2 separate regions of the Homo sapiens genome follow, and region 2 is linked to region 1. A link is a contact called in ENCODE Hi-C or POLR2A ChIA-PET data. All regions are on one chromosome and are shown on one strand. Each heading gives the region's core, a stretch centred on a gene start or an enhancer-like site at or near the end of the contact. The rest is flanking DNA. Distances are from core to core; before and after follow the strand shown. Region 1 has its middle 260 kb from the start of ZNF608. Region 2 overlaps LOC101927421 (a long non-coding RNA gene).

Region 1 (6,469 bases), core at 2,287-4,786:
GCAGATACATAATGTTTTATGCTGTATGCATTAAAGCTAATGGGAGGGGGTGTGGGTATGCCTATTCATAAGAATAATGTGGTAATAGTCCAATGAAACTTCTGCTTTCTCTGATACCACAGATCTGAGATTTGAGATCTGATACCACAAATGCCTTAATGTGGCTGGCATTCATGAGAAGGTATGCAACTATTGTTGAAATATGAAGAACTCAGAATGTCAAGAGAGAAGAGGGTAAGTTCAAAATCTGAGTCATCAACCAAATTTCTTGACACTGACTGCCGCAGCCATTAGTGCTAAATAGATTTGAACCACTACCACCAGCCATAAAGGACAGATACAACCAGTAGTCCCTAGCAAAGAACACAACCTCAAGGACCAGTGGCCACAGCAGGGAATTATACTAACAATAGATCTATAATAGCCCTTTCCTCTCTTATTCATTGCCTCTGTAGATATTTTTTGTTCCTCTCTGGTGAGAAGGAACTGGCTAATGTGGGACTCTGGGGTGGGAATAGATTCTTTCCTTGTTGCTTTGAAAAAGTGCTGCTCATGCAGCTGTTATTTCTATGAAGACATCCAGTTGATAAAAGAATCAAGGGGCCAAACATAATAATTTAAGTATAATTGGCAACCAGATTCTCATAGCCTGAAAAAAGGAAAAATGTTTTGTTAATGAGAATATAGATCAAAGTCTTTTGTAGGAACATATGCTACATTTCTTTAGTATGTTTCTTGACAGAGCCCATTAGTCTGTCAATTTCTGAGTCCCAAATTGCAAATTTGAAATTGATGTAGACCCAAGCTTGGCATCAAAAATATTCTAGTTGAGTAACAAATCAGTTTTCACATTACTGTTATGTTTTATTTGCTTGATAGAGGCTATATAAGCAATAGGACTGGGATATGTGTGCATTCCGAGTGCCTGGAGTGGCGAAGATGGGGAAGAGAAAGGATACAGATGGAGTTCGAATGGATCTGGGTATATTAGTTATAGCATATGATTGCTGTATATCTGGAAATCCAGAAATACATATTTAGGAACAAACCCTATATATAATTGTTTACATCCACATCAGTTTGGTATTTGACATTTACTTACGTTACACACACACACACACACACACAAACAAACACACTGCATAGTTTATTTATTACATAATTCATTGGACCGAATTTATTAAATCATACCAGGGCTTAGCCTTGTATGGTCTATTGATTTCTAGTTTAGTCCTAGATTATAACTTGACCTACTCTTCTGCTAGATGGTTTACAAAAACCGCGAACAAAATTTCACAATGCTAAAGACATAAAAAGCAAATAAAAATCCACCATGCTAAATGCTCTCAAGAAGGTCACCTTTCTAATCCAGCTACTGTTACCAGAGAATACCTACAACAAAGACAAGTTTGTTTATGACTGTGGTCCGCTGCTTATCTGCACAATTTATTGGTCACATAAAATATTTTGTAATTTCGTACTACAGTGGGTTTGACAGAAATGTCCACATATCTTACGTAATACTTTGACTGGTTCTATCTATTTAAATTTAAATCTAAGTATATTATTTGTAAAGTTTCTAGGTTGAGTGTAAACATTGCACTGTATGCATAAATGGTTAAACCTAACCTAAACATAACCATCACATTTCTAAGAAAAGTATTTTTCTTCCTATATTTTCTTTGAGTAAGCAGAAAAAAATCCATCAGTACTTACATTTAGGCACATATCAAGCTCCATTGTTTACTTTAAGAATTAGAGTATAAATGAACTTCTTTCTTTTATATAAATGCACATATTTTTACACTGAAATCTCTCAGCTAACTCGTGACACTTGACATTAATCACATACATAGATCAACAAAGACTTTGCTTTCATATAGAAAGTAATTTCAAACATATTTCTAAATTATGACTTGTTATTGCAGTCAATTTAATTATCTAGCTAATGACAATGTATGTTCATAATCAAAGTAGTCAAAAATACCAAGTTTAGTAATTAGACCATATAATTCCTTAACAACTCAATTTATAATGGAAAAGTACAATGCTTTTAGACAATGTTCTTCAAATACTCCTCTATATTCAGAATTAGGAATTCCACAGTGTATTCTTTTGACATTTAAAGCTGGAGATGGAGTGTTTAGGTTAGAAGCGTAGCTCCCTCCTGTATTCTACCTGAAATTGCTTGTAAGTCACATTACATTCTAAATCCATTTCCCCTCAAACCATGCTGAGGGTATAACATTTACTCTCTGTCATTAATGTTCTTTTCTGTAAGACATACCAATATGAATTGTAACACAATGAAACAATTAATCTTTCTTGGGCAATTTTAATGATTCTATAATTATAGAAAACTATAGAAAATCATGTTTTCCCGTTTATCAACTCAGATACTCAGTGACATTTCAATGCCAAAGACAAAAAAAAAAAAAAAAAAAAAAAAGGCGGGGTGGGGGGGGGAAGGGGAGAATCTCCTGTATTTTCATTTTAAGAGTATCATACTAACGGAAATCTATAAACTAAACATAGATAGTGTCACAAATGCAAACTGACACATGGCATAACTGGTGGCTGTGCAAAAATCCAGCCGGAAAAGTACTAAAATAGGCTAATTTCATTTCTGCCAGCTGCCTGCCTTTCCATTCTTTATCTCAGCTATTAGGTTTGAATAAATTTCATCTCCCACACTACAAGTAATGAGCAGGCAATGACTTATGAAGCACCGAGACCAAGTTAAGACAGAATTAGAATACAATTTTAATGAGACGGAGCTGAGAAAGTGGAAGTGTTACTCCTTTGACAGACTTGGCAAAATACCCAATATTATTTCAAATGCTCTTTCCTTTTTACAAAGAAACTGTCAAATATTAAAATAAAAATTATAAAAAATAAGACTGAGGAATTCTTTAGGGGCAGATTGTTAATGTGATTGTAAGCTAAAAATAGTTATTAGAGAAGTCATTTAAGGAAGAGAGCAAATGTGACTTCAATGTAAACATATTAAATATAAATACTCCTCTGAAAACAAACAACATGCTTTGGTTTCTCTGGGAAAAAAAAAAAGCAATTAACATTCAGGTAACATGCATCTCTTTGAAATGAGGTCCAGAAATTGTTGGGGGAATGGAGAGTAGACAAATATTTTCTTTGTTAGCACTTAATTGGAAGTCTATAAAATAATGTTATTATATGGCTTTGAAATACACTCAAAATAAACTGGTGTAAAAACAAGATAAACTCAAGCATGATTTTTTTTTAACATCCAACGTTCAGTACACCAGGTGGTGGGGGCAGTCCCCTGGAAGCATAAAGGGAAGTGGTCTTTGGCTAATAAGGAAGGTTTGCACCACAATAAAAGCATTTATTTTCACACTTAAAATCATGGGGAAGGTGTTCAATGGAAAAACCCAAATGCCACAAAATAACAAGAACAACTAAAATTGTTAAGGACTTCAAACTACCAAAACTAATGAAAGGGATTTTCCAGCCTGATGCCCCCACTCATATTAGGTAACGACGTCCCATCCTCCTTAGATGCCCTGTGCCTTCTCAGCTAAGCTGAGCTGAGGTCTGGGCCAAATTGAGCAGCACAGCAAGGCTACTTATACTCTACACTTTAAATTAATTCCTCCAAACATCCCCCAAACAGTTACTGGAGGCTTTTTTTCTCCCCCTCCCCCCACATACCCCTTACTGTTTCTGTCTTTCGTTTAGTGATTACTTCCTGTCGGTTTTTCTAGTGCCTAAAACATATGTGATTTGCTGCAGGCAGTCAGTATTTATAAGGAGAGCCTCACAGCAGGTGCCACTTACAAAAAAAGGCCCCTGTGAGCATGAGTGCACAAGTGTTATCCCATGACCCAAGGGTCATGCTGCTGTTCCTACACAATGTTTAGCAAAGGAAGGTTCTTTCCATCAACAACTGATAAACAGTATTCGTCTGATCGGCCAGATTTTTTATGAAATGATAAAGCGAATGAATATATCTATGCGTCTTTAAAAAGATACATGCATGCTTTCAAAATTATATGTAGCTATTCTGACTCTGCGGTCAACAAATGACCAGAAAAAAAAATCTAGTAATTTTTTAATGCTGATGGGTAATTTCACTCGGTGCCCCCAGTCTTCCATGCCCCAAATTCACTTCCTTGACTTTGAAGTCTGGGTCCCTTAAAGCTGTGAAATTTCCTGGATAACAAACAATGCTAAGAAAACTTTGTTTTGAGAAAATAGATTTGATAGCCATGGGACCTGTAAATGTAGTTTGCTTTTTACATCCAATAACAGTGACCAAAAAGGGGTGTGCTACCTTTTCCCATAAATGTTTCCATTCTTTAAACAGCATGTTAGAAATTCAGTTAAAGGGATTTAATGGAGCTAATTATAGTTGGTGAACCTCTCTAGCTTTCTTCTTGTTTTTCCCCCTGAGAGTTGTTCAGCATCACCCACTTGCAATGCAAGCTTTCCTTAGCCTGGATCTGTCCAGTGATGCTCCCTATTCCACGGGCCCCCATCAGCATATCTATTGTAACTTATTGTGAAAATCAGACCCAAGAAATCCAAAGAAAGCCCAAGGCAATACGGGGAGTTTTAAAACTGTTCTCCCAAGTATGATCAACAAATCACATTTTGGTGTATTTAAGGTAATCCTTTTGGGAGGCCTAATTAAGTTGGTAGGAAAATTATGTGATATCTATTTTATATTATAATATTATATAAAATATAGGTTATATATTCCAAGGTTATATATTATATAGGTTATATATTACAAGGTTTGTCATGTTTTATATATGAAACATGATACAAAATTGGAAGATGTATTTCCAATTCATGAAAGAATAATGAAAGAAGACAAAAGAATGAAGCTTTAGTTGTCTACCATGTTATACATTTACAGTATGCATAGGGGAAAGGTCACATTGTCAGTTTATATCCAACAAAGATTACTTAAGAAATTTGGATTTTCACAAATAATAGAGTCTTATGCTCCCATCTCCCTGTTACCAGCCACCACCTCCCCACCCCTCAACAACCTGATTTCTAAGTAAGAACCCTATTTAGTCCTCAATAACAGAATAAGAAATATTCTTGGTCTGTCATTTGGTCAGTGTCAGATACTAATATGGCAAAAATTAAAATGCTAAGTACTGCTTAATTTCCAAAAAATTTTATGAATCTTGCTCACAAAATTCAGAGGTGGACCTCGGATATGGCCTTGGACTTGGAAGATGGAAAACACACTTGTAATTCTCATTGCCCCTGGTTGTAGGTACTATATCCCATCTATTCCTTCTCCTTTAACTCCTTCCTCCATTTTGGTGTTTTAATTTTTCCCACATGGAACCTTGGGCATACTCCCATTGTGACAGGTACCTTTGTATACAGGCAGCTTTCTCACTAGACTGTTAGATTCTTTTCTGTGCCTAAGAATTAGGATATTGATGATTGGTTGCTGAAAGGATGGATTATAAGATAATGACTAATGCAGTTCAGTGATGGGTAGATGGTCACTCAAGAAGGCTGGCTTAGAGTCCTGGGGACCGGGGTTCATAGAGAGTCGTCATAGAGTATGACAACCATCATAGAGTATGAAAGCTGGCAGGAGAAACTAGTTATACTTCTCTCCTTCAATTTCACTTTTGACTTTCCAGAATGGTGTAACAAATTAAGATTAGACTGAAAATTAAGATTGAACTGAATCAGACTCTTTAAATTGGAGTTCCATTTCTAATGATGTCAGTTCTCTCTTGGTGAAATAGGACAAGTTTCTTAACCTCCCAGATCCAATTTCCTCTTTTGGAAATATGGGAATTAACAGTACCTACCTCACAAGATTAAATGAAATATCACGTGTAAAGCACTCAGTGCAAGCTCAACAAGTCATCTTTCCCTCTCTTGTACTTTCATCCAAGCAGTCCTTGTTGCATATCTGACATTTAGAAACTTGGCCTTGTCAATGTTTAAGCAATGATGGTGTTGAGAATCAATAAGCCTTGTTAGGGAGTAATGTTTTTCATAGATTCTCCAGCCATATTTTTCATGATAAGAGGTTTTTCTGAGAGGTGATTTCTGACATTCTGCACAAATCAAAATTATTCAAGGAGACAAAGGCATTGATCATCTTCTCGTTGCTTGTTTTCCTTGACCCCTCTGGCAGCTTTACCAGCATTCTCTATAAATGCCACATATAAATTAAAACTGGCTTTTGCAAGTAGATAATTCACCCCACCTAGCCCATTTGCCTAGTTCCAGGGAAATTTGCCCCTTGATAGTATTTTTTAAATATTGACAAAATTTTAATTGTGTTAAAAAACATATAACATGAAATTTAACATCTTAACCATTTTAAAACATACAGTTCAGTAGTTCTGTTGTACAACAGATCTCCAGAACTTTTTTTACCTTGCGAAGCTGAAATGCTATCCCCATTGTACAACTACTTCCCATTTTTCCCTCCCCCAGC
Region 2 (6,585 bases), core at 3,943-6,442, 38 kb after region 1:
TGTGTCTTCTTTTGTGGCTGTACTTGACTGACCTTTTCCTAAAGGAACACAGAACAACAATACCACTCAGTGACATCTATTTTCCCATGTCGAATTTCAACATAATAAAAAAAGTACATGATAAATGCTTAGCAAAGTAGCGAGAAAGGCTAATGAGGTAAATGTGCATGTTTTACCTGCATTAGTCAACTTGGGCTGCCATAGCAAAATACCATAGACTGGGTAACTTAAACAACAGAATTTGTTTTTTCACAGTTCTGGAGGCTGGAAGTCCAAGATCAAAGTGTCAGGATGGTCCCATTCTAGTGGGGACCCTCTTCCTGGCCTGTAGATGGCCACCTTCTTGCTATGTCCTCACATGGCCTTTCCTCTGTGTGCATGACGAGAGAAATCTCTAGTTTCTCTTGTTCTTCTTACAAGGCCAACAGGTCTATTGGATCAGGGCTCCACTCTTATACCTCATTTCACTTTAATCACCTCCTTAAAGGCCCTTTCTCCAATGCAATCACATGGAGGGGGCTTAGGGCTTCACGACATTAATTTAGAGGGAACACAATTCAGTCCATAGCACTACACATCTTGCCAAACCTTCACTTGACCTCCAACCACCATCTTTTTTCATAACCATCTTCCTCAAATGAGAGGGTATAGCTATGTACATTTCTTCACCAGACATCATGCTTTGAACGCTTCATAATCTGTTTTACTCTCTCAAAACTCCACTGAAATTTCTTTCTTTTCTTGGTTTTCACACTCCTTTACTTCTCTGTTGTATCCATGGTGTTTTCTGTCCCTGCGTCTCACAATTCCTTGCTCTTGTGGCTTTTCAGTGTATTCATCCGGTTTGTAATAATTTATTTGCCCTCTTTTTTTCTTCCAACTGCTTTTTGAAAACGTTTAATTTGAAAAAATACAAAATTGGAGAGAATAGTGTACTAAGCTCTCATGTATCCACCTCATCATACTATGGCAAATCTATTTTTATTGATATCCCCCTCCCCAGGATTATTTTGAAACAAATCCTAGATAACATATTATTCATACAAAAATGCTTCAGAAAGTATTTCTTATATATTTACAAAATTACAACCACAATACTATCGCATCTAAAGAAATTAACAGTAATTCTTTAAATATCATCAAATATCCTGAAAGTGTTCAAAGATTCCTGATTGTCTCATAAATATTTTTTCATAGTTAATTTGCTCAAATTAGAATCCAAATAAAACTCAAACACTGGCCAGGTGCGGTGGCTCAGGCCTCTAATCCCAGCACTTTGGGAAGCCAAGGCGGGTGGATCACCTGAGGTCAGGAATTTGAGACCAGGCCAGCCAACATGGTGTAACCTTGTCTCTACTAAAAATACAAAATAATAATAATAATTAGCTTGGCGTGGTGATGAGCGCCTGTAATCCCGGTTATTTGGGAGGCTGAGGCAAGAGAACCACTTGAGCCTGGGAGGCGGAGGTTGCAGTGAGCCGACATTGTGCAGCTGCACTCCAGCTTGGGTGATGGAGTGAGACTCTGTCTCAAAAAAACAAAACAAAAACAAAAAAACTCAAACACCACAAGGTTGATGTGCCTCTTCAGTATCTTTTAATCTACAGATAACACCTCCCTTTTATGTTTAATTTTTTGAGACAGAGTCTTGCTCTTCACCCAGGCAGGACTGCAGTGGCGCAATGTTGGCTCACTGCAAGCTCCACCTTCCGGGTTCACACCATTCTCCTGCCTCAGCCTCCCGAGTAGCTGGGACTATAGGCGCCTGCCACCACGCCCAGTTAATTTTTTGTATTTTTAGTAGAGACGGGGTTTCACCGTGTTAGCCAGGATGGTCTCGATCTCCTGACCTCGTGATCTGCCCGCCTCAGCCTCCCAAAGTGTTGGGATTACAGGCGTGAGCCACCGCGCCCGGCCTCCCTTTATGTTTTGTTTTTTAATTTATTTTTTGAAGGCAGCAGGTTATGCATCCTCTGGAGTTTCTCAAGTTGAGATTTTGTTGATTGCATTCCATGGTGTCATCGCTGTAAATGGTGGTAAAATCTAGTAAGGCTTGATCAGATTCAAGTTCAATTTTTTTCCCCAATAATATTTTAATTTTAGGCTGTGATACCAAGTGCTGTTTCTCATCCTTGGTCTTCAGGGTGGACTCTTGCTAAGCTTCAATCTTTAGAACTCAGTTCTTACGTTCTTTAGGAGTAGTAATATGTACCCAAATTTTAGCTATGATTTCTAAAAAGTGAGAGAATGTTGGCCTAAGATGATAACAGAATTTAGCACTGAAAGAAAAGTTAGACAGCAGTCAACGCAGGGCTCTGAGAATGGTGTTTTCTAATCTACTTTGTGAATAATGAGCTCATAGGCAAATAATTTTGGGAAAACCCCGAGTAAGTAAACTAACACAATTTTCTTTACAATATAAAGGTACATTGCAAATCTAAGGAGGGAGATATGGTAATTAGTGTTTCCTAAACTTATTTCACCATACAACTACCCTTCGCATGATGATATTTATTGAAGTTCTCTTATAAACAGTGTTTTACACTGAGAATGCTGAATAATTGGGTCACAGTGAAGGTCTAGGACTCTCAACACTGTTTATAATGTAGTAAGCAGATAAGCAGATGTTTTATCTGAACTGCTTTGTACAGAATAAGACAATTTACTTAAAAAAAAAAAAAAAAGAATCTCCCGCCTTCACCTAAGTTTGAGCGCTTCCCACCACCCCCCACCCCGCCCCCGCCCCCAGCAAGCCTGCCTTTCCCCTTGGGAATACACTGTCAACAAAACACAGCAATGAAATCAGCTTCATCACTCTTAGTATCTCTTCTCCCTTTCTTCTGCAGTAAGATAATACCTGCTTTTTAACAATGGACTTCCAGACTAAAGGTTATATATTCTAGCATAGTAGCTGTTGTTTCTCAGTGTGTAGTACAATTAAGGGCAGAAAAATTCAAATTGGTTCTTAGGAATATGAAGAGATGCCTTATTAGCAGAATAAAAAATATTAACACTTGATAATTCCCAGAAACATAATGGGCTCATGTTTGACTGCATTTTGAATCCCTACAGCTCTCACATCTCTTTAATTTTTTCTACTGTTGTTTCCTGCATTCACTGAGTTAGCATTTCTCGAATATGCTTTGGGCTCTGTGTTTACTATGACAGATATGCCATGCTTCTTGTTGGGGGCTGGACATGGTGGATGACATCAGTCACACAAACTGTTGATTATAACGAGTAGTATGTGCAGTGATGCTTTATGCAGGGTACTATGGGAGCACAGTGGCACTCTTATTCTGATTAACCTTGTCACTAGTAAGTCATTTTAAATTCTCAAGACTTAGGACAGTGTTTCCTACTTTTGTTTCCTCCACACAGCATGGAACAGTTCTGGGAACACAGCACTGATAAAACTCTTAGGGATGAATTTACCTATACCTGTGTTTCAGCCTTGTGATCTGGTGAGTATTCAGCTAATTTTCTTGTGGTCTTTTCCTCCCTTTGTTAGGCAAAAATTATACAAATGTAAACCAGCTGAGTTTTACAGTGTGGTTTGATGGCAGCAAGTTTGAGAGGGACAAAATACCATTATGACCACCTGCCAAAATTTCCCTTTGCAACCAGGAAAGCCAGACCCTGACATGCAAAGCCTCTTGGACATCTGGAATGAATTCCTTTTGTTATGTGTGTATGGGTGCTTTCCAAGAAAGGGAAGTTCCAGATTTAAGAAAGGAGTGAGAAACTTTTATCAGGAAAAATTATTCACAATTAAGAGGTACTTTGCTCTAGCTGTGGGTCACAGGAAAAGTTTACAAATGTCCAGTGAATCTGCTTCTTGACTTCTCTGAGTTCTGCAGTCATAATGAATTGTGTTCTTCCTTAGCTCTTGACAGAAGTCACCCTCTAAAGTTAGATCTGAGCAAAGAGTCTTAATTGGCCGATAGATCCCAAGTGACTTTTGGTTCACATATGGAGAGCAGTTTTGTTATGTCAAATCCCAGCAGTTTAGCTTTGTGTCTAACTCTGGATAAAAATGTTGATATTAAACTGGTAGCAAGTAAAAGCAATTCTAATTTTATGTTGCATAAACTAAAGCTCCTTCTTTTGACAAAAACTAAAGGATTTAAAATTACTTCTTGTTGATGTCTCTATAAAACTATGAACCTTCTAGAGGCTCCAATATATCGAATTACATACACATGTACATTCACACCTACAGAAGTCACCTATCTCCCTGAATGAATTTATGTTTATGTAACTACTTACATACTTGTGCCCAAAGGCTTATATTCATGAATGGAAATGGACCCTAGCTGATGGTATTGAGCAGTAAAATTTTATGTGAGAGTTTTGGGTCTTTGCTGCTGAGATAGGAATCTTGCTGAATTTTAAAGGTGACTAGTTAAAAGAAATAAAACATAGTTCACCCTTTCAGTTGGAGGAGAACAGAGTATTTAACAATAGGTTTCCTCTTTGAACTGATGTTCCATGGGAAGAATGGCTGATAATAAATGGAAATGGTGGCTCGAAGAATGTTGTAAGTTTACTTCCTGAGAGAAGTCATTTAGAATCTATCATTTCTGAGGCAGATATAATTTCACTGATCCTTTTGTCTCTTTATATTCTTTTGTCTCTCTATATTCTTTATATCCTGCAGATTTGGCACTAGTTACTATATTTCTTTGTGTTGACCCTGGTCAAATGAGCTTGAGCTACATTATTGTTGTTTCTTGTTTTTCTCTTCTTTTTTCAATGACTCACATTTTCACTAGATTAAGAATAATATTAACCTCTTTTTGGTGTAAAGTATAGCACTGTGACATGTAATATCTCATTGTAACTGAGCTTTGCAATATATTTGCAAGGAAAGTAGAGGTGGTAGCAATATCTCTGTTTGGCATATGAGGAAACTGAGGCTTAGAGAGCCTAAGTGAATTTCCTAAGCTTTCACTGCCAGGACCAAAAAGAGCTCCAGCTTGGTTCTCAGTCTCATATTTCAGATGCTTTTTCCAACATACTTCATTGCTTTTACTGGGCAACTGGCTTTCAAACATGTGGTGTGCACAGTTGGTATGTGTGGGACATTCAAGTGAACTTACCTAAAGGCAACAGAATAATCATTTGGAAGGACTGACCCAAATAGACACAGCTCTCTACCCGTGTGAGCAGCAGGTTAGAATGTGGGCAGGCAGCCCAGAATGTGTCTCCTCCCGGGCAGACAGACAGGAATCTCTCTGGAGACTGGCCAGGAGGCCAGAAGGTCTCCCAGAGACTCAAGAGGGCTGCCAGGAGGAATCTATAATGATTCCATTTTAGGTTTAAAGGACATTATAGTCACAGCAGGCGTATCTAGTACTATACATGATGCTGACACAAATGCACATATATTGGCGTCTGATGTAGATAGATGATATCTTGCTGTGAAGGGTGAACGAACAGGCAGTTTTCTACTTTTAACTTTCAGTCAAACCAATCAACATAAACCAGCCAGCAGCGTATGTGGGATGACAGATACTTCCAGATCTTTGCTGATTGCACTAGCCGGATAATTAATTTGGGCATAAGTCATGGTTGGACTCCTCTGCCACTGCATGTTCAGATTTTTCCCACGACTGATTGTGGCAGAGGCTGCTAATTTTCTACCCAACATCCACTTCGTTCTCCTTTTTCAGTAATAGGACTCTGTTTTTGTAGAGGACAGCCAGAGTATAATTAAAAGACCATTTTCTACATTTCCACTTTGCAGCCAGGAGTGGCTGTGTGGGTATGTTTTAGTCAGTGAAAGGTTAGCAGAAATATGTAGGACTTTTGGGAGATTTTCTTAAAGAGAAGTGGATTGACCTCCCTTCTTGCTGCCTGGAATGTGGGTGTGCTCTAGAAGCTATCTTGTAAGTGTGGTGACCAGGCTGCCATCGTAGGAATCTAAGAGTAGGGGACAGGCAGGAGCTTGAGTCATCCAAAACTCCATGAAGCTGCTTTGACAGTCTTGGCCTGCTGACCTCCAGACTTATTTTGTGTGTAGGGAAATATGCTTCTAGCTTGCTTAATACGCTGTGGTTGTTCGTTATATTGCAGTGGGGACCTTACACCAAGTGATGCCTAGATGGGCACATGGTGCTAGAAGAGATCTAAAATGCGATAAAAATACAGGTGAAAAAAGATTTTAAAATATAAAGGAAGAAATAATTTGGGGTCTAATAAGAAAAGAAGCGAGTGATTGTAGCTGGGTGATATTTAACTCCGCTGTTTTCCAATTCTTTCTGCTCCTGCCCTTTGCCCTACTCTTTAGGCACCACTGCCCTGATGGCAGAAATGATACAGAGAGCAAAGTGTCAAATTACTGGCTTCCAAAGGTCTGTGTAGGCTCTTAATAGTCTATAGAAAATATCATAATGTTTTTAACTTACGTGACTTTATTATGGAGAATTTACAACTCACTCAAGAGTAGGTGGAGTTGTATAGTAATCCTCTATACTCGCCATCCAGTTTCAACAACCATTCATCCTTGGTGAATCCTGTCCCATCTACACCTGCATCCACTTCTCTCTTCTCATTGCTTTTAAAATAAATTTCATATTTTGG

What was found. Hi-C counts contacts between places; a loop is a spot of excess contacts on that map. ChIA-PET counts read pairs that join two places held with the same protein, here RNA polymerase II (POLR2A).
Region 2: a map of IMR-90 shows a loop between it and region 1 (9-fold over the local background). The contact joins two enhancer-like sites. A Hi-C loop is called at or near these places in 3 of 168 maps with a recorded cell type or tissue (Caco-2, IMR-90 and PC-3) and 1 of 37 single-sample maps with no recorded cell type. POLR2A ChIA-PET finds 5 or more read pairs at or near these places in 4 of 52 experiments (K562, OCI-LY7, activated CD4-positive, alpha-beta T cell and 1 more).

What each region holds. Positions count from the first base shown.
Region 1 is chr5:125,002,780-125,009,248 of GRCh38, forward strand. No RefSeq gene overlaps it. Among named protein-coding and RNA genes, the nearest start is that of ZNF608, 260 kb to the left of the region's middle. RefSeq lists an enhancer at 70-828 and a silencer at 3,793-3,842. Within about 2 kb of position 3,537, at least 3 of the 41 ENCODE cell types and tissues checked have a DNase peak (open chromatin) inside an H3K27ac peak, as active enhancers do.
Region 2 is chr5:125,038,776-125,045,360 of GRCh38, forward strand. LOC101927421 (a long non-coding RNA gene) reads left to right here. Exons shown (of 6, transcript NR_109882.1): 2 at 3,382-3,464. Among named protein-coding and RNA genes, the nearest start is that of ZNF608, 300 kb to the left of the region's middle. Within about 2 kb of position 5,193, at least 8 of the 41 ENCODE cell types and tissues checked have a DNase peak (open chromatin) inside an H3K27ac peak, as active enhancers do.